Linked DNA regions of Homo sapiens: region 1 is linked to region 2. The links are chromatin loops, found by intact Hi-C in ENCODE. Cell type or tissue: ovary. All regions are shown on one strand. Each heading gives the region's core, and the rest is flanking DNA. Links, peaks and the distances in the headings are about the cores only.

Region 1 (10,217 bases), core at 1,284-9,283, 650 kb after region 2:
GAACTTGGGACTCCCCAGGCAAGAGCTGTAACACCCTTTGGGGCTCTGTGGTTACTGACGTCTCCAAGTTTTCAGGTGCCACCATGTTCCCCTCATCTAGATGCCAGTGCCTAATGTGGAAGCCATTCACAGCATGCCTGGTCCAGCCACAGGTTGAGTGCGGATCCCACAGCCTGTGTGGGATATAGGCCAGGGTGCAAGCCAAGCAGAGCCTGCTGGGTCGAGCCTGTAGAGTGAGCCCAGCAGGCTCAAGTGAGGTCCTGGACAGAGTTCATGGCAGCCAAAGAGATTTCCAGGTGGCAAAGTAGCACCGAAGGAATCCTATAACACTGAAACCCTCCTTCCTGCTCGCTAAGCAATGGGGGAGAAAAAAAACTGCTGGGCACCATTCCCTTCCACCTGCTGAACTACAAAGGCCACAACACAAGGACAGCACAAGAAAACTACAGACCAAGAAAAACCTCATGATTTTATCAATTAGTACAGAAAAAAATGTTTGATAAAAATTAACGGTAGGGAGGGACCAAGATGGCCAGATAGAAGCAGCTCCCATCTGCAGCTCCAAGCTGGACCAACAGAGAAGGTGGGTGATTTCTGCATTTCCAACTGAGGTACCCAGTTCATCTCACTGGGACTGGCTGGGTGGTGGGCGCAACCCATGGAAAGAGAGCAGAAGCAGGGTGGGGTGTCACTTCACCCAGAAAGTGCACAGACCAGGGAAACCTCCCTCCCCCAGCCAAGGGAAGTGGTGAGGGACTGTGCCACCAACCAGGGGTACTATGCTTTTCCCACAATTTTTTCCAATCCATGGATCAGGAGATTCCCTTGTGGCGAGGTTCCAGAGAAATAGGAACGCTTTTACACTGTTGGTGGGAATGTAAATTAGTTCAACCATTGTGGAAGACAGTGTGGTGATTCCTCAAAGATTTAGAACCAGAAATACCATTTGATCCAGCAATTCCATTACTGGGTATATACCCAGAGGAATGGAAATCATTCTATTTTAAAGGTACATGCACACGTATGTTCATTGAAGCACTACTCACAATAACAAAGACATGGAGTCAACCCAAATGCCCATCAATGATAGGCTGGATAAAGAAAATATGATACATATACACCATAGAATACTATGCAGCCATAAAAAGGAATGAGATCATATCTTTTGCAGGCACGTGGATGAATCTGGAAGCCGTTATCCTCAGCAAACTAATGCAGGAACAGAAAACCAAACATCACATGTTCTCACTTATAAGTGAGAGCTGAAAAATGAAAATACACGGACACAGGGAGGGGAACAACATTTACTGGGGACTTCTTGGGGAGGGCAGGGGTGGGAGATCATTAGAGAAAAGAGCTGATACATACTGGGCTTAATACCTAGGTAATGGGTTGATAGGTGCAGCAAACCACTATGACGCATGTTTACCTATGTAACAAACCTGCACATCCTGCACATGTACCCCGGAACTTAATTTTAAAAAAAGAAAAAAAATTAACCAGTTACAGCCTGAGTGTGGTGGCTCACATCTGCAGTCCCAGCACTTTGGGAGGCCAAAGTGGGAGGATTACTTGAGGCCAGGAGTTCAAGTCAAGCCTGGCCAACATAGTGAGATTCCCTCTCTACAAAGAAATTTAAAAATAAGCCAGACATTGTGGTGTGCACCTGCTACTAGGTAGGCTTTTGTTGGAAGATTGCTTGAGCCCAGAAGTTCAAGGCTGTAGTGAATTATGATCACACCACTGCACTCTAGCCTGGGCAACAGAGCCTGTCTCTTAAAAAAAGAGTTAACCATATATGATTAAGAAAAAACATATAGCTAACATCATACTTATTGGTGAAAAACACATGCTTTTCATCTAAACTCAGATATAAAACAAGGATGTCAGCTGGGCATGGTGGCTCATGCCTGTAATCCCAACTCTTTGGGAGGCCAAGGTAGGAGGATTGCTTCAAGCCAAGAGTTCAAGACCAGCCTGGGCAACATAGTAATACTCTGTCTCTATGCAAAATTTTAAAATGAGCCAGGTATGATGGCATATGCCTGTAGTCCCAGCTATTTGGGAGGCTGAGGTGGGAGGAGCGCTTGGACCCAGGAGTTTGAGGTTGCAGTAAGCCATGATCATACCACTGCACTCCAGCCTAGGCAACAGAACAAGACTCTCTCTAAAAGTAAAAATTAAAGTAAATTTTTAAAAGGACGTTCATTGGTAAAATAAAGTAAGAGAAATGCATATAGGCCCTTCTATAACTGAGTATCTTAGCTATAAAATGCATTTCTGAACTTTTTTGTCTAAACTCAGAATATGGGCTTGAAATGTACTTTGAAACTCTTTGTTTCTCTCCCCTTTCTACCAGACACTCCCTTGCACCATACACACTTATCTAACCATCTCCTTGTTTAAAAGTTCCAGGGACTAATCTTGAAACAAACCAGGCATGGAGGCCTTGGGAAATCCATCTTTTTAGGGGAGTCCATAAACAATTAGTTCACCACCACCAGACTGAAGTCAAGATAACACCAACAAGACCTCTGAATAGATGATTATTCAAGATAGCCATCAGAACAAGGCATGCAGAGCTGCACCCTGCAACACTCCTACATGATTCTCACAGCAAGTTTCTCTTTTGAAACTCCCTCAGTCAGCCCAAAAGTTTGAGATGATCTCTTTGTGACTTGAGCTCAGCTATCTCCCTCACTGATGGCATTTGAAATAAAGGTTACTTTTCTTTTACCATGCATTGCTTCTTGTGTTTTTAGCTTGATAGGTGGTGAGCAGCTGGACCTGAGTTTGGTTACACTTCTAGAACTAATAAGTGAATTGAGCTTTGTACAGGATACAATATCAACACACAAAAGTCAATTTTATTTCTGTTTACTGACAATGAGCAATTGGAAATTAAAATTAAGAAATAAAATTCCATTTAAAATTGCTCCCTCCAAATTGCAACACTTAGGTATGATTCTAACAAAACATGTAAAGGGTGTTTATACTAAAAACTACAAAATGCTGTGTTTAAAAAAAAAAAAAAAGAAGAAGAAGAGGAAGAAGAAGAACAAGCGGCCGGGCGCGGTGGCTCACACCTGTAATCCCAGCACTTTGGGAGGCCGAGGCGGGCAGATCATGAGGTCAGGAGATCGAGACCATCCTGGCTAACACGGTGAAACCCTGTCTCTACTAAAAATACAAAAAATTAGCCAGGCGTGGTGGCAGGCACCTGTGGTCCCAGCTACTTGGGAGGCTGAGGCAGAAGAATGGCATGAACCCGGGAGGTGGAGCTTGCAGTGAGTCGAGATCGCGCCACTGCACTCAAGCCTGGGTGAGAGAATAAGACTCCGTCTCAAGAAAAAAAAAAAAAAAAAACGCTGAATGAGAGATATGCTATGTTCATAGATTGGAAAAAAACATAATAAATGTTTTCATTTCAATCAAAATCATTGCAGGATCTTTTTAAGTATAGACAAGCTGATTCTTGAATTTATATAGAAAGGCAAAGGAATGAGAATAACCAAAACTATTCTGAAGAAGCATAAAGTTGATAGAATCATACTATCTGACTTTCAGACTTACTATAAAACTACCATAATCATGACTTGGTTGTTCTGACCAAGGGAAAAATATACAAATCAATGAAGTAGGATAGAGAGCCTAGAAATAGACTTACACAAATATAATCAACTTATTTTTGACACAGGTGAAAAGACAATTCAATGGTGTAATAGCAGTCTTTTCAAAAAATAGTGTTGAAACAACTGAACATTATGGGCAAAAGAACAAAATGAAAATCCAAACAAAACTTTATCCAAAATGGATCATAGATATGAATATAGAACCATAACACTTTTAGAAGAAAATATAGGAGAAAAATCTTCCTAACCTGGGGTTAGGCAAACTTGAACCAAAAGCACAATCCATAAAAGAATAAGTTGATAATTTGTTTCAGAAAAATTGAAAATGTTTGGGCAGGCGCAGTAGCTCACACCTATAATCCCAGCACTTCGGGAGGCCAAGGTAGGAGGATTGCTTGTGCCCCGGAGTTCAAGACCAGCCTGAGCAATTGAGCAGCATGGTGAGACTCCATCTCTGCCAAAAAATAAAAAAGTAAAAAATTAGCTGAGCATGGTGGCATGTGCCTGTGGGCCCAGCTACTCAGGAGGCTGAGATAGGAGGATCCCTTGAGCCTAGGAGGTCAAGGCTGCAGTGAGCCATGTTGGTGCCACTGTGCTCCAGCTTGGGCAACAGAGTGAGACCCTGTCTCCTCCACCAAAAAAAAAAAAAAATTGAAAATTTTTGTTTTGTCAGAATAGAAAAGAGAAACTATGAACTGGGAGAAAAATATTCGTAAATCACATATCCAACCAAGAACTTGTTTTCAGAATATAAAAACAACTCTCATAACACAATGGTGAGAAAACAAACAACCTAGTTCTTTAAAATGTGGGAAAAACTTGAATAGATATGTAGATATGTCACCAAAGAGAACACATGGCGGCACATGAAAAGAGTTCAATAGCATAAATCACTAAGGAAATGCAAATTAACACCATAATGAGCTGTCAGTATTCACCTCCTAAAATGGCTAAAATTAAAAATTCTGACAATATCAATATCCAGCAAGGATGTGGAGTAACTAAACTTTCATACATTGGTAGTGGGTATGCAAAATGGTACAGCCTCTATGGAAAACAATTTGGTAATTTCTTACAAAGGTAAATATACAACTACATTATGGGTACATTATGACCCAACAATCCCTCTCCTGTGTATTTGCCCTAGACTAATTAAAACTTAACATTTGCACAAAAACTTGTATAGCAGCTTTATTCACAATCACCAGAAACTGGAAACCACCCAAGTGTCTTTCAACAGTTGAATGGATAAATAATGCTGTGGTATATCTGTGTAGTGCAATACTACCCAGTAGTGAGAAGAATAAACTACTGACACAGGCAACAACCTCCATGAATACATGGTGATTTTGCTAAGTGAAAGAAGGCAGACTCAAAAGGTTACATATTACATGTTTCCATTTATATGGTACTCTGGAGAAGATAATATGATAGGAAGAAAAGATCAGTGGTTGCCCAGGGTTCATTTTGGGAAGGCTGTGACTGTAAAATACTAGCATAGGAGTTTGATTTTTGGGGGGCAGGGGTTGAGAGATGGTAATGGAATCATTCTGTATCCTGATTTTGGTGGTGGTTACACAAATCTATATGTAGTGAATCTCACAGAATTCTACTGCATAGGAAAAAAGTAACTTTTCCTAAGTTTTTTTCTAAAAAAGGATGAGGTGGATATTTCTCTTGATTGAACAATACAGTGTAAAATATTGAGTACACACCACACCTGGGTGTGGGTGTACTTACAGAAATTTTGGAAGGATACACAGTACAGTGGAAGACTTTTGTATTCTTTATACATTTCTTTACTTGAATCTTATTTTTTACCATCTTTTTTATTGTGGTAAAATATACAATAACATAAAATTTACCTTGTTAATCATTCTTAAGTGTACAATTTAGTGGCATTAAGTACACTAACATTGTTGTGCAGTCGTCACCACCATCCATATTCAGAATTTTTATGTCTTCTGAAAGTGAAACTGTGGATCCATTAAACAATAACTCCCCATTTCTTCTTTTCCCAGCCAAACACCATTCTACTTTGTCTTTCTGATTTTGACTACACATTTAAGTGGAACATACAATATGTGTCCTTTTGTAACTGGCTTATTTCACTTAATATAATCTTATCAAAGTTTTTTCATTTATGTTGAAGCATGTGTCAGAATATCACTTTTTTAAAGCTAAATACTATTCCATTGAATGCATATAACACATTTAGGATGTTATTTAAACCCATGCAGTAAGCCCAACTTAGTAGAACCAGTCTGCCACCTTGTGGAATTTTAACACAACTTCAAATTTTACAAATTGAGAAGATGACTAATTTAGAAATGATGCTACTAGTGTTCAATTACTAGCTATTTTTTTGGTGTAAATTTAAAGAACTAGTTTTATTTAACATAACTGTGCAAGAAGTATGTGAAGAGAAACTCAAATGCTGCTGATGGGCCAAAATATTTGAGTACATGTAAAGTTATTTCCTATTCTTGGATAGGAGGAATGGACTACAAACATGAATTAAGTGGTCATGGAGAAAGACGCAAATGGCTTTTTATCATATAAAAGCTTACATATTACAGGATTTCAATCTCACTCATACAAGAAAATGCAATTTAAAAATTGTCTACAAAAAATTGTAGACAAAACAAATTTATCTCCAAAAACGTTGTAGACAAAAAATTATCTACAACATGGATGAACCTTGAAAACATATGCTAAGTGGGAAAAGCCAGATACAAAAGAATAGATATCACAGTTGTCCTTTATTTATTTATTTATTTATTTATTTATTTATTTATTTATTTATTTTTGAGACGGAGTTTCGCTGTTTCGCTCTTGTTGCCCAGGCTGGAGCGCAATGGCATGATCTCGGCTCACTGCAACCTCCGCCTCCCGGGTTCAAGTGACTTTCCTGCCTCAGCCTCCTGAGTAGCCGGGATTACAGGCACTCACCACCACGCCCAGCTAATTTTTACTCCCACTTCATCTTAGCCGAAAACATTTGGCAAATGGGAAGAGATTATGAAGTAAGAAAAAATAGCATTTACTAAGGTCTACTATAGTCCTCTACATAATTCTACCCAATCCTCATAACAGCCTTACTATATAGGCCTTATTAGTTTCATATTGCAGATGACTAAAACGAAGTTTGGAGAGGTTAATTGGTTTGGTTAAAGTCCTAGAGCTAGTTGATGCCACAGAAGAAACTTAAACTCCTGTCTACGGTCTCCAAAGTTGAAAATTTGGGAGTTCAAGTTTGGCATCTTTACTTTTCCTTTTTTTTAAACAAGGTCTCACTCTGTTGTCCAGGCTAGCGTGCAGGTGGCACAATCATAGCTCACTACAACCTCAAACTCCTAGACTCAATTAATCCTCCCACATCAGCCTTCTGAGTAGCTGGGACTACAGGTGCACGCCACCATGCCGGTTTTATTTATTTATGTATATATTAGTAGAGATGAGACCTTGCTATGTTGCCCAAGCTGGGCCTTCCTGCCTTCCTTCCTTCTTTCCTTCCTTCCTTTCTTTGTTCTTTTATTGGGGACATCCTTTCTTAAAAGAGATTTTGCAGTCGGATGTCTGATGTCCTTTTTCTCCATTTCCTATGAGATGTGTGATTCCACTGTTAGAGATACAGCACATATCCTGAGCTACGAGGGGTTGGCTGACTGTAGATTTTCTTCTTCGCAGGAAAAGTACAAGGTTCTGGATAGGGAGGCATGAAGTGGCTGATATGCCTGCCAAACAGGCTAGGCTTGCTGGGCTGCACCATAAAATGCCAGGGTTTGAACAAAGGAGAAACATCCTACTATTCCAGAATTTGGCTGGAACATCCCCTGATCATTTTAGAGAAACACTGCCAAAGGAGCATGCTCATGGATGTGAGACAAAAGTCACAATGGATCCAAAAACTATTCATTCAACAAGTACTTATTGAGCCCCTACTATAACCAGACACTGTTCTGTGCAGTGTTTGTTAATTAGAAAAATAGACCCAAATCCTTGCTCTCATTGAACGTTTATTCTAGTAAGAATAGGCAGAGAGGCTGGGGTCAGTAGCTCACTCCTGTAATCCCAGCACTTTGGGGAGGCAGAGGTAGGAGGATTGCTTGAGGCCAGGAGTTCAAGACCAGCCTGGTCAACATAGCGAGACCCTGTCTTTACAAAAAAAATAAAAAAAAGAATAGGCGGACAAGAAGTAAGTTAAATAGATAAACAATGTAGTGTGCTAGAAAGATATTTTACAAAAAAAAAAAAATGTTGGGCCGGGCACAGTGGCTCACGCCTGTAATCCCGGCACTTTAGGAGGCTGAGGTGGGAGGATCGCTTGAGGTCAGGAGTTTGAAACCAGCCTGGCCAATGTGACAAAATCCTGTCTCTACTAAAAATACAAAAATTAGGTGGACATAGTGGCATGTGTTTGTAATCCCAGCTACTGAGGAGGCTGAGGCATGAGAGTCACTCGAACCCGGGAGGCGGAGGCTGCAGTGAGCCAAGATCATGCCACTGTGCTCCAGCCTAGGTGACAGAGCAAGACTCTGTCAAAAAAAAAAAAAAAAAAAAACAGAAAGAAAGAAAAGGAAAAAAAGAAAGAAAGAAGAAGAAACCACGTGATTTTTCTGTTCAACGCTTTGCAACAACTTCCCATCTCACTTATGCAAAGTAAAAGCCAAAATCCTGGCAGTGGTTTATAAGACCCTATTTGATCATTGTTCTCTCCTCACGCCCCATCTTACTGTCTCCTACTCCTCTCCTCTTTGATCACCCACTCCAGCCACAGGAGTTCTCCGTGCTGCTCCTGAGCCACCCCAGGCACCTTCCTGTCCTAGGGCCTTTGTATTGGCCATTCGCTCTTTGAACACCCCGAAATAGCTGCACGGGTCACATGTCCCCTCCCTCAGATCTCAGAGTGGCACCTTAGTAAGCCTGTTCCTAGTGAACCAAAATCCCAACAGCCATATTCCTTCCTCGACATTACTTTTCCACATGGCACATAGCACAACTAACACACCATATTATGCTTTCACCTGGTTCACTCTTCACTTCCACAGAAGCTCTGACGGAGACACAGATTTTTGTTTGTTTTATTCATTGCCCTATCCCTAGTGCCTGGCTTATATTAGGTGTTCAGTATGTCAATGCCTTCCAGCCAAAGACCACCAGGAACATACCTGTAATTGAACAAGTTGAGTTTTTGGCTTGTTGTCATGAAAGAGAATGTACAAGAGGGGGAACCATGGAATGGCTTGGTATGTTAGCAAGGAGGATTTGGGCTTAAGTTAGGTGATTTGGCAGAGGTTTCAAGGAAGTGAGGTTTTGCTCTGAATTGAATGATGCCAGGAAGCAGGAATAATTATCTGATTGGGTATTTTAATAAATTTTTTTTTAGAAGGGGGAAGAAGAGAGCAAGGCTAAGGATATAATTGGTAAAGAAGCAGCAGTTATATTAGCAGGAAGAGGAGGCTATTTTTGTGGTTTACACAGTGACTTTATTTTTTCCTGTTCTTGGATAAAATTTATGAAGTGGTCTTGTTTTTGTTTGGTTTGGTTTTTGTCTCACTTTACCGAGGTCATAGAGTGCCCTTGTCTGATGTAGGTGCTCTGTGAGATTGTTTATGTTCATCAGAAGAATACCATGACCTGTCTGTGATGCCAGATGAGCTCCTAACACCACAGAGGGCCAGGTGATAGAGCCAGGCCAACTGCACATGTCAGTGGTTGCTTTTCTCCTTTTCAAGTATGTATTTGTTAAATGATTGAGTGAATGATTATAATGGTAGTCTTCATAAACCTAAAAGGCTATCATGTGGAAGTAAAGTTAGGCTAATTTTATAAGAATTCAGAGAATAGAATTGGAACAATGGGTCCAGGCATGGGTGGCTCATGCCTGTAATCCCAGCACTTTAGGAGACCAAAGCAGGTGGATCACTTGAAGCCAAGAGTTTTAGACCAGCCTGGCCAACATGGTGAAACCCCATCTCTACTAAAAATACAACAATTAGCCGGGTGTGGTGGCACATGCCTGTAATTCCAGCTACTCAGAAGGCTGAGGCACGAAAATCACTTGAACCCAGGAGGCAAAGGTTGCGGTGAGTCAAGATCGTGCCACGGCACTCCAGCCTGGGTGACAGAGCAAGAATGTCTCAAAAAAAAAAAAAAAAAAAAAAGGATTGAGACACTGGGTAAAGTCAGACAGTCAGCAAGCTTCAGCTTACCATAAAAACTTTTTAAAAATGAGCCCCCCACCCCTGCAGGGAGATAAGTGTCAATTGCTTGAATTCTTTACAGAATCTGGAGGGGACATTGTAGAAGTGATTAAGGCACCACACGGAGTGCTAGAGCTAGATGTGATGGCCTCAGATTTCCTGAAGTTCTAGGAAGATCTGCCAATGCTTCCTTGGCCTTTCAGGGTGCTTCCTATGAAGATCTGAGCAAGAATCAGTCACTGGCTATCCTAAGATAAGGAAGAAGTTGTCCAGGCCTTTAGGATTTCGCAGAAGAGAAGTGAAGACAGATGTAGAAGCAAATATCTGCAGTGCAGTTCTTCAGGGCAGTTTTGAAGAAGTAGTTGCCACTGGGGCCAAT
Region 2 (10,217 bases), core at 638-8,637:
TCTAGATGGATTAAAGACTTAAATGTAAAACCCAAAACTATAAAAACCCTGGGAGACAACCTAGGCAATACCATCCTGGACATAGGAACAGGCTGACAAAGCAATCACAGCGAAATTTACCAAAAGCAATCACAATGAAAGCAAAAATTGACAAATGGGATCTAATTAAATTTAAGAAGTTCTGCACAGCAAAAGAAACTATCAACAGAGTAAACAGATAACCTATAGAGTGGGCGAAAATTTTTGCACACTATGCATCTGACAAAGGTCTAATGTCGAGCATCTTTAAGGAACTTTAATTTACAAGAGAAAAATGAACAACCCCACTAAAAGTGGGCAAAGGACATGAACAGACACTTCTTTTTTTGAGATGGAGTCTTCCTCTGTCTCCCAGGCTGGAGTGTAGTGGCACTGTCTCGGCTCACTGCAAGCTCCACCTCCCAGGTCATGCCATTCTCCTGTCTTAGCCTCCTGAGTAGCTGGGACTACAGGTGCCCACCACCATGCTCAGCTAATTTTTTGTATTTTTAGTAGAGACAGGGTTTCACCGTGTTAGCCAGGATGATCTTGATCTCCTGACCTCGTGATCCACCCACCTTGGCCCCCCAAAATGCTGGGATTACAGGCGTGAGCCACCATGCCCGGCCCCGAACAGACACTTTTTAAAAGAAGACATACATGTGACCAACAAGAATATGGAAAAAAAAAAGGCTCAACATCACTGATCATCAGAGAAATGCAAATCTAAACCACAATGAGATACCATCTCACATCAGTGAAAATGGTTATAATTAAAAAGTCAAAAAATAACAGATGTTGGTGAAGTTGTGGAAAAAAAGGAACACTTATACTCGGTTGGAGGGAGTGTAAATTAATTCAACCATTGTGGAAAGCAGTATGGTGATTCTTCAAAGAGCTAAAAGCAGAACTTCCATTCGACCCAGCAATCCCATTACTGGGTATATATATACCAAGAGGAATATAAATCATTCTACCAGAAAGACACATGCACACGAATGTTCATTGTAGCACTAATCACAACAGCAAAGACATGAAATCAACCTCAATGCCCATCAATAACAGATTGGATAAAAAAATGTGGTACATATACACCACGAAACACTATACATCCATAAGAAAGAACACGATCATGTCTTTTGTGGGAACATGGATGGAGCTGGAGGCCATTATCCTTAGCAAACCAACACGGGAACAGAAAACCAAATATCACATGTTCTCATTTATAAATGGGAGCTAAATGATGAGAACTTATGAACACAAAGAAGGAAACAACAGACACTGGACATGAAGGTGGAGGGTGGAAGGAGGGAGAGGAGCAGAAAAGATAACTATCGGATACTGGGCTTAGTACCTGGGTGATGAAATAATCTGTACAACAAACCCCCATGACATGAGTTTACCTATGTTAACAAACCTTCACATGTATCCCTGAACCTAAAATAAAAGTTAAAACAAATGCAGGTTTGAACATCCAAAACAAAATTTTCTTAGCCAGGAAACAGTTTCAAAAAGTAGGTTTTACCCAAAGAGACACCTTTTGAAACTTTTTGATCTGACATCAAAATATAAGTATTTAGGCAGGCTCATTTGCATGACTAAGATGATCCCTCTGGTTACCAGCTGTAAGGCCCTGAATAGGGTCCTTTCTGTGCCTCAGTTTCCCAATGTGTTAAGTTTAAAAAAAAAAAAATCACAGCCATCCTCAGCTATGATCCTGAGGACTGTTGGTGGGAGGGGGAAGGAAAAATGAGGCACAGTCCTTGGGGCTCTCAGTCCTCCATCTCAATTTCAACAAGAGAGTCCTGCTTTAATCAGTTCTACATACAGCGCTCCAGCTAAAGACTTCATTTGAACACAGGGTTCTACGGTTTAGATACTTTGGACTGGCCACTTCCGGGTACCACCTCCCTTTAGCCACGCCCCTTTTACTACCCACACCAAAACCACAGTGAACTTCTGGCTCCTCCTGGTCATCCCCAGTAGGATGTGGACAGGTGAGGCGGGAGCAGCCATCATCTGGGTGACCAGCTTACCAAGGAGAATGGGATAATCAGAGCAAATACTTTATAGCTTAAGAAATAGACACACCACCAAACTGAGTTTTTAATCTGTCTGGGATAAAATGGTTAACATAACCAAGCTCAACAGCTTTATAAGACATTCATAAAATTACTCCAGTTTCATGACGTTCCAAATAATAGTTGGTTCTCTCTCCGTGTGTGTGTGTGTGTGTGTGTGTGTGTGTGTGTGTTGTGTGTGTGTGTGTGTGCGCGTGCGTGTATTTTAAATGGGGAATTGCTTGCATCATACAAAGCATGGAGGGCCAAACCAGCTCACATTCCCTGCCTCTTTGATTTCAGTAAGAAATCTGACAAAATATCCTAAAAGTTCCCTTGAGGAAGGAAGGACAGCCAGAAGGTCTAGATAGATAGTCAGGGAGATTTATAGTTGAACAATTAAATTCCAAAAGAACTGACTGACGGATAGTTGTCAACCTGGAGGGAAGATTCTGCTTCTTATTTTTGTCCCGTCCAACTTTAAAAACTACTTGCCATTTTCTCAGTGGTCTGAATGGAGACCCAGGGAGTATGAATATCAAAGCAGAAACTGACACAAGCTGGGAGAGGGTTCATGTGCAGATAAAAGTATCAGGTTTTAAAAAGTTCTGTATAGGCTTAAGGAAGGTGAAAGAAGGAGATGAGGAAAGAAAGGAAAGGCAGGGAGGGAGGGAGGAAGGAAGAATGGGTGAGGGTCCCTCAACCGTGTTCTGTGACAAAGCAAAGGAGAAGAGAGTGGTAGCACATGGTAGGAAAGGCCCTGGCCTGGGAAGATAGAAGATCCAGGTTCTAGTCTTCGGGCTACCACTGCTTTCTGGTGGCACGGCCCTGGACAGCCATGGGCTGTTCCAGACCCCATTCTCCTTGTGGGCACAACAAGGTCTGACACATCACTGCTGTGTCTCCAGGGTCCTCTTGGATCCTGTGACTCTGAGGAGGGCTGGTCCAGAGGACAGTGCTGTGATGGAGCTTGGACCTCCCTCAGGTAGGCTGTGGCATAGCTAAGCAGCTGTTGGAGGATCTGTTACTGGAAGGTCCTCCGAAGGCCAGCTGCAGATCAGGTAAAGGAGGAACTTTTCTAACAAAGAGAGCTGCCTTGAAAGGGAGTGTCCTCTCTATAGGTGAAATTCTTCCAGCAGACCCAGAGATGCAGGGTTCAATTTGTTAGAAATCTTACAGACGCAGTTCCTGATAGGTAGGATTTTTGGATCAAATTATTTCTGAGATTCCTTCCAACTTTGAGGTTTGATGGCATTATATTATTGTGTAAGAAAAATTAATTATCCATGAAACTGTTAAACATCTGTATCATCAGTGTACTTGCTATGTACCAAGAATGTACAAAAAATCTGTAAATTTAACCATCGGCTCTTAATTTCCAGTACAAATTTTTCAATATGCCATTGTACTGATATTTCTATAAGTTCCTCAATCCACTTACCTGTTGATTATCCTTCTATGGACAATCTTTAAAATTATAATTCGCTCTGCACAGTCTTTCAGGAACTCTGACATCCGTTGTTTTAAAACTGGTTTCATTTCATGTTTTGCAATTGCCTTGAGGTGATCCCATGAAGCTTTGCATCTTCTCTCCATCTGACATAAATTATCCTGAAGTTGATCAAAGTCAACCTGAAAATCAGAGCGAGAACACTGCAAACACTGAAACCGCCGGACACCAGCCTGAACTGAGAGACAAAACTGCCTCTGGGGAGAAACAAACATCAAAACGAAATTCACATTTTGAAATGCAAACATATTTACAGCCTAAAAATTATTCACATGTGTATCTGTCATTATCTTGACATCACATTATTTAGTGATAAAACTGTTCTCCAAATGAACTTAATACATGTGTTACCTTTTTTGGCCATATTTAGAAATAAATCTTTGGGAACTGTAAATTAAAACATGATATCAAGGAACCCTAGTACAAGATGAACTAAGAAGATGTCTCATAAATTTTTTTCAGAGCACTCTTATTCTTCAGCGATAATATTTCTCTTAAAGTTGAGAAATGCACCCTAGTCCTATGAAGATGGCTCTGCTATGCTGGGGACCAACTAATGGGCAGCCAGCTTCTCTTCGTGATGATCTCCTTTATAATGTGAGTGACAAGTTGTTTTATTCACCTGCCCACTCACTCATTCCACCAACACTCATGGAGAAACTAGCATACACCAGTCTCTAAGCCAGGCATTGAACATAAACACAAATGCTGAATAAGACAACTTCCTGTTCTCAAGGAGGCTAACTGTACCCACAGGTGATTCCCAAACTCTGAAGGACACACAGACCCCACCAGGCTCGTGTGTGTGCCTGTGTGTGGGTGAGGGTTGCCAGCAGATGCACATCACACATGCAAGGGACAGATGTAACAGAGTGCTGGCTGTGTATTCAGGGACGTGCAGACAGGCTGGATTGCCTGAAGGAGACTGAGATGAGGTTTTCTAAGGTGATGATTTTATAGAATTTCCAGACTAAAAATTACATAAATCAGAGAGATTTTTAGTCATGAAAAAAATACATCAGAGGGCCACATTTAACAAAGGGATGGGGAAAGAAATTGTGAAGGACAGGAGCGGAGGAAGAAATAGGTAAGTGGGTGTGCTGAAAGGAGGGGACTGAGGTGGATGGAAAGTAGCTAAGATGGGAAAGGCTGTGTCCAGCAAGCAAAAGTCAGAGCAGCAGGAGGTGCGCGGGGTTGAGCACGAGGTGCGTGGAGGGTGTGGCGGGGATGAGCGGGAGGTACACGGGGGTCAGCAGGAAGTGAGCGGAGGGTGCAGGTGGGGGGATGAGTGGCAGGTGCATGGAGGGTGTGGCGGGGGGTGAGCGGGAGGTGCACAGAGGGTACGGGGTCGGGAGGGGCTGAGCGGGAGATGCGTGGAGGTGAGCAGGGGCGCGGAGGTAAGCCGTTGCTACTTAGGGGCCACTGACAGAGGCAACGAGCAGGGCCTTCTGAAGCCCACAGGGGACTTGCTGGAGTGACTTCAGACCTCCAGGCCCACCCTTAGAAGGACAATGAAGGGGAAAGAGTTCGCAAAGGTGGATTCTGTGAGGATCTGTGGCACCAACAGGATAAAGACACGCAGTGTCGTGTCTGGTGTGAGGCAGGGAGGCATGCAAGACACCGTATGTACTGGGCTTCCTGATGCTATTGCATCAGAAAGAGAAGGCGAGTTTAGGCAAAGCCCTGGGATTCAGGTATGCAGGGTTTCATGGCACTTTGGGGAAAATGATTTGTCTGAAACCAAAGGAATCCTGAGTCCAGATAGGAAAGGCTTCGCTTTCTCATGATACAATGAGGCTTAGAAAAAAATTCTGATAGGCCAGTTCAGGGTCCCCTGCTCGGTGCACCTGGCAGAGGCCAGCCTGTGGCTCTGGAGGTAGGTGGAGGAGGCTCTCGGCCACCAGGTCCCCACAAGCCAGGGCTGTGGCAGAAGGCAGACAGAGAGGGAGGGCCCCTTGAAGCAGGCCTCAGCAGCCAACCCACATCCTTCCCCACCTTTGCCCACCACTCTCTCTCTTCCTCTCATGCTGGATTCCAACACACCCCAGTACTTCCAGCTCTCATGCTCCAGCCAGGAGTGTTTCTAGAAGGTTCCTTCACACTAGCCTGGTTGCTGTGCCCTATTTAAGGGTATTTTCCACCCCTGCCCTCTCCCCTAGCGAGTTTCCTGTGCTCCTAAGACCTTCACATCTCCCAGTTCTGGTGTGTTTGGGATCCCTCTAGGAGTTGGTCAGCCTCAGTGACCCCCTGCACTAGAGGCAGCCAGGTGTCCACATACTGTGACTGTCTCTTTTCTAATGAAGCATAAGTTCATGAAGATATTAACTCTGCACTCGCTTTAAGAGCTTGCAGCTGAGGGCCAAGGCCATATACTGTTTACAGCTCTATAAAAATGTTCCCTCTGGGCAAGATCATAGGGACTGCCTATCTGTGGGGAGCAGGAGCCGGGAGGGCCCTGTTTTCTGGCTCCACACCTCACTGCAAGGTCCTATGGACATCTCAGGAAGAGCCAAATTGCATCTTTTTGACATGGTTGCCACCTAAGACAAGCTGTGCTGTTTCAGCGTTCTGGAGAATCCACCCTGGTGAGTAACACTGCCTAACAGTGGACGCAGGGTTTAGGAATGGGATGGCAGGCTTGCCTTGCATACCTTAGTAGGAAAGAATCTGACTGAGAACCAGAGATAGGAAAAAGATCTTAAAAGTTCATTAGAAATGCCACAAAACAAATCATATTCATAAACTCCAGAGCAGAGAATGCAGGCAGCACTTGGGCATTTTACTTAATAGGGCTCGTGTTCCTCGAGGATGACCGATAAAGATCCCGTGGCTGCAGCGAGACCAGGCCCACTCCTCAGCGTCCACAGACATACCTTGGCTGACCTGGTGATGGCCCCGATCTCCGAGTACAGATCGGAGCTGTCTGGGAAGTTTTCTACCACCATGGTGCACACATGGTGGAGAAGCGACTGCTTGTGCACTGTGTCTTTGACTTCTGGAACCTTCTCGAGGTAGCTTAACTCAAACGCTTTGGCCTGTTTTGCAAACATCAATAAAAGACATGTTTCAAGCAGGCTCTTAGAGAATAGCACAGGATGGTTAGGATCAATTCTTGGCTGCAGTCACCCAACATTCAGTTTCTCTGTGGCTGAAGCTCCTGGGGCCACATGCTCCATGATCCATGGCTGATCACACATGGGCCAGCCACCCTGAGAATGAGGGAGCCTCTAGCCCTTTCCCACCACAGCCATGAGCCATGTCCCAGGGCTCACCCCTAAATCAGGGTGCTGTGGGGCTGGGCTCTGACATCTGCCTATCTACTTCTTCCTCCCTTTGCCTGTTGTTGTCTACTTCCTGGACAAAGCTGAGCCAATTTTAAAAAGTTGCGTTTCTTAATAGCTAATGCATGCTGGGCTTAATACCTAGGTGATGGGTTGATAGGGGCAGCAAACTACCAGGGCACATGTTTACCAATGTAACAAACCTGTATATCTTGCAAATGTACCCCAGAACTTAAAAAAAAGATTTTTAAACAGTTGTTTTTCTTTAAGCATCAAAATGCTTATAAGCATGAGTATTTGAGTGATAAGCTCAGAAAAAAAATGGGGCAGAAGGAAGTTTTCCAATGTCAAGTTTGAGAGTAGTTACACTTCATAAAGAATCATGTGTGTGTTTTTCTGTTTTCTTATTTATAGCAAGACACAGATTGAAATAAATCGGCCCTGATATCTTTTTTTTTTTTTTTTTTTTTTTTTTTTGAGACAGAGTCTTGCTCTGTCACCCAGGCTGGAGTGCAGTGGTGAGATCTCAGCTCACTGCAACCTCTGCTTCCCGGGTTCAAGCGATTCTCCTGCCTCAGCATTCCGAGTAGCTGGAACTACAGGTGCGTGCTGCCATGCCTGGCTAATTTTTTGTATTTTTAGTAGAGACAGGGTTTCACCGTGTTAGCCAGGATGGCTCGATCTCCTGACCTCGTGATCCACCCGCGTCAGCCTCACAAAGTCCTGGGATTACAGGTGTGAGCCACCGCGCCCGGCCTAGGCCCTGATATCTTAAGAACAAATTCCTTCTAGATTTTCAGCAAGAAGACACAAAAGTCATTTGTTCCACTGTGCTTTGGGGAACCTGAGGTACAACCTTCATCAGCAATTGCTGGGCAGGGATTTTGTGACAAGGGGGGGCTACAGGATGAGGGATGGGGATGACTTACATTAGTTCCATTTAGAAAGTTCCCAATGGCTAAGAGAGTAGACAGGATAAAGCCCAAGGTTTTATTGTTCTCCAACTGGTCTATTCCTTCCTTCAGGTCCAGGAGTGGTTCTGCTACTTCCTTTCAGTTAAAAAAAAATTAGACAATAAAGAGTGTACAATTTGGGTTTACTTTGTTCTTCTGACTTTTTGTATAAGGGAATAACACACGGTGTTCTCCCCAGCACAAGGCAATCCCCCGCGATGGGCATTGCTCCTAGGTATGGAAACGTGTGGCAGGGAGAGCCTCTACTCCCCAGACCCTGCAGTGGAGACCAAAAGGACCTTGTGCTGGGGTGACAAGGGCTCTGGACTCCCCATTTCTGCCTTAGGGAATGCCCTCCTCTTACTCTCCTTTCTGGCTGTGGCTGACTCCTCGGACACTCTTCCTTCTCATCTTCCTTCGGCTTCTAGACCACAGTCTTCTTCTTTGCTTTTTGTCCTTCCAGGCAGATTGGCAATGAAAGTTGTGCGCTCGATGTCCCTGAACTGCCCCAGGCCTCCTCCTCCCCTCAAGGCACTCCACGGCTAGCCACCTGGCAGCCTGGGCTGCTCACTAGAAGGCTACTGCCCTCTACCCCACTGCTTTCATGATCACCCTCCCTCAGACCTCCAGCCTGCTCTGTAGCCTCATGGCCTCCATCTCCCCCACCCTCACTGCTGTTATTCTGTGGCCCCCACTCCTTTGTCTTGACTGAGGCTCTCCCCCAGCCTATATCCCAAAGCCAGGAAATCCAGCTTCAGTTTCTCCAGCCCAGGTCTTGCCAGGCTGACCCAGTGATCTGTTTTCTCCCTGATGTTACCTCCCTTGGCTAAAAAAAGTCACCTGAGCATGCTGTCTGGTCTTGTGACCCAGTCATAGCAGTCACCTCAGCAATCCCTAGGTGTCTTCCTCTCTGCTTGACTTCCTGATGAATTCAAATACTGTAGTTCCCTTCTAAAGTCCCCCAAACCCACCACCATCTGGCCCTCAGTACAGGACCTTGCTCCTTCCTTTGCCAGAAGATGGAGACCACACAGCCTCCCCACTTGGCTTTATTTTTTTTAGAGATGGAGGTCTCACTCTGTTGCCCAGGCTAGAGTACAGTAAGGTGATTATAGCCTACTGCAGCCTTGAACTCCTGGCCCCAAGTGATCCTCCTGCCACAGCCTCCTGAGTAGCTGGGACTACAAGTACATGCCACAACACCTGGCTAAGTTTTTAAAATTTCTGTAGAGACAGGGTCTCACTATGATGCCCAGGTTGGTCTTGAACTCCAGGCTTCAAGCCATCCTCCTGCCTCAGCCTCCCAAAGTGCTGGGATTACAGGTGTGAGCCACTGCACCTGGCTCACCTGGGCTATAGAATCTCTCTTCTGCAGACTTCCTCTCAACTAAGATCCCACACAGTTCACTTTCCATCTCCTCCTTTTCTTCTACACTGGCTCCTTCTGTTCAGCCTGCGAAAAACTCCCACTGCCCTATTCCAGAGAGGATGCCCATGTCCTCTGCTTTCTACTCAGGAGGAGCCTCCTCAAGCTTTCTCCATTAAGGCCCATTTCCTTCTGTTCCCCTCCCAAACTCTTGCAATAGGCAACATAAAAAGACCTGCTAATTGCCACAATCACTGGCAGTTTAGGTGATTATCATCACGTGGAAGGATTATAGGAAATTTTCTATATTGTGCTTTTCTGTATTTTCCATATTTTCTACAATGAGAATATAGGATCTGAAAAAAAAATGTAATTGTTTTGTTTTGTAATCAGTGACCTGGTGCCCACAATCTAGTGTCTGAGGCTGGCACCAGGCAGACACTTTAGAATCAGCCTTCATTGGCCAGCTGCTGATCACTTGGTGTACACACGACCTCCTCATTGTCAATTCACCCTCCGTACCCTATGCCAAGAATGATATTTCACTGCCTTAGTACTGATCAATGAAAAACTGCCTTTCTCAACACTGTGGATGTGGGATCAGCGGCCTCTCTTACAGAGAGCTTACCTTTTCTGTAGTTTCATAATCCATTTTGAATGCCCAGAGGTGAAGTCGTGCAGAGAGCTCGCTGATGGAGGACAGGGTGAGGAGGAACTGCTCTGCACTGCCCAGGGGGATTTCAGGGTTGGCCAGCTGAGCTTCCTGGATTTTCTGCTTCTCCTCATCGGTGGGAATCATCGTTAGAATTTTCTGGAAATAGGAGATGATATAGTATATTTTCTCTTAGTGATGGACCCTCCCCTGTCCCTTCAATGTTATAAAATTCATATTATAATTTTCCAACCAGGTAGTAGAGGTATGTACAGGTGTTATATTGTCATAAACCAAATATACTTGAAGCAACTTGACCCAAATTTTCAGGGTCTCACACACATAGGACATTCTAGGCAAGAAAGGGAGATGAGAGG

Evidence for each region. Peaks named below come from ENCODE experiments on the same cell type or tissue, not always from the same donor. Only the 100,000 strongest peaks of a DNase experiment are listed, where the experiment ranks them.
Region 1: a loop joins it to region 2, with 3 times the contacts of the local background. A loop is called at or near these places in 20 of 110 quality-filtered maps.

Annotation. Positions count from the first base shown.
Region 1 is chr18:36,091,798-36,102,014 of GRCh38, reverse strand. No RefSeq gene overlaps it. Among named protein-coding and RNA genes, the nearest start is that of RPRD1A, 29 kb to the right of the region's middle. RefSeq lists a silencer at 3,038-3,198. In ovary, for the core only: a CTCF peak has its summit at 5,897 (motif pointing left); no DNase peak of the experiment used is centred there.
Region 2 is chr18:36,740,438-36,750,654 of GRCh38, reverse strand. It overlaps FHOD3 (formin homology 2 domain containing 3), which reads right to left. Exons shown (of 29, transcript NM_001281740.3): 21 at 9,817-9,999; 22 at 7,799-7,918; 23 at 6,462-6,623; 24 at 3,520-3,710. Among named protein-coding and RNA genes, the nearest start is that of TPGS2, 83 kb to the left of the region's middle. In ovary, for the core only: no CTCF peak of the experiment used is centred there; a DNase peak (open chromatin) is centred at 4,913.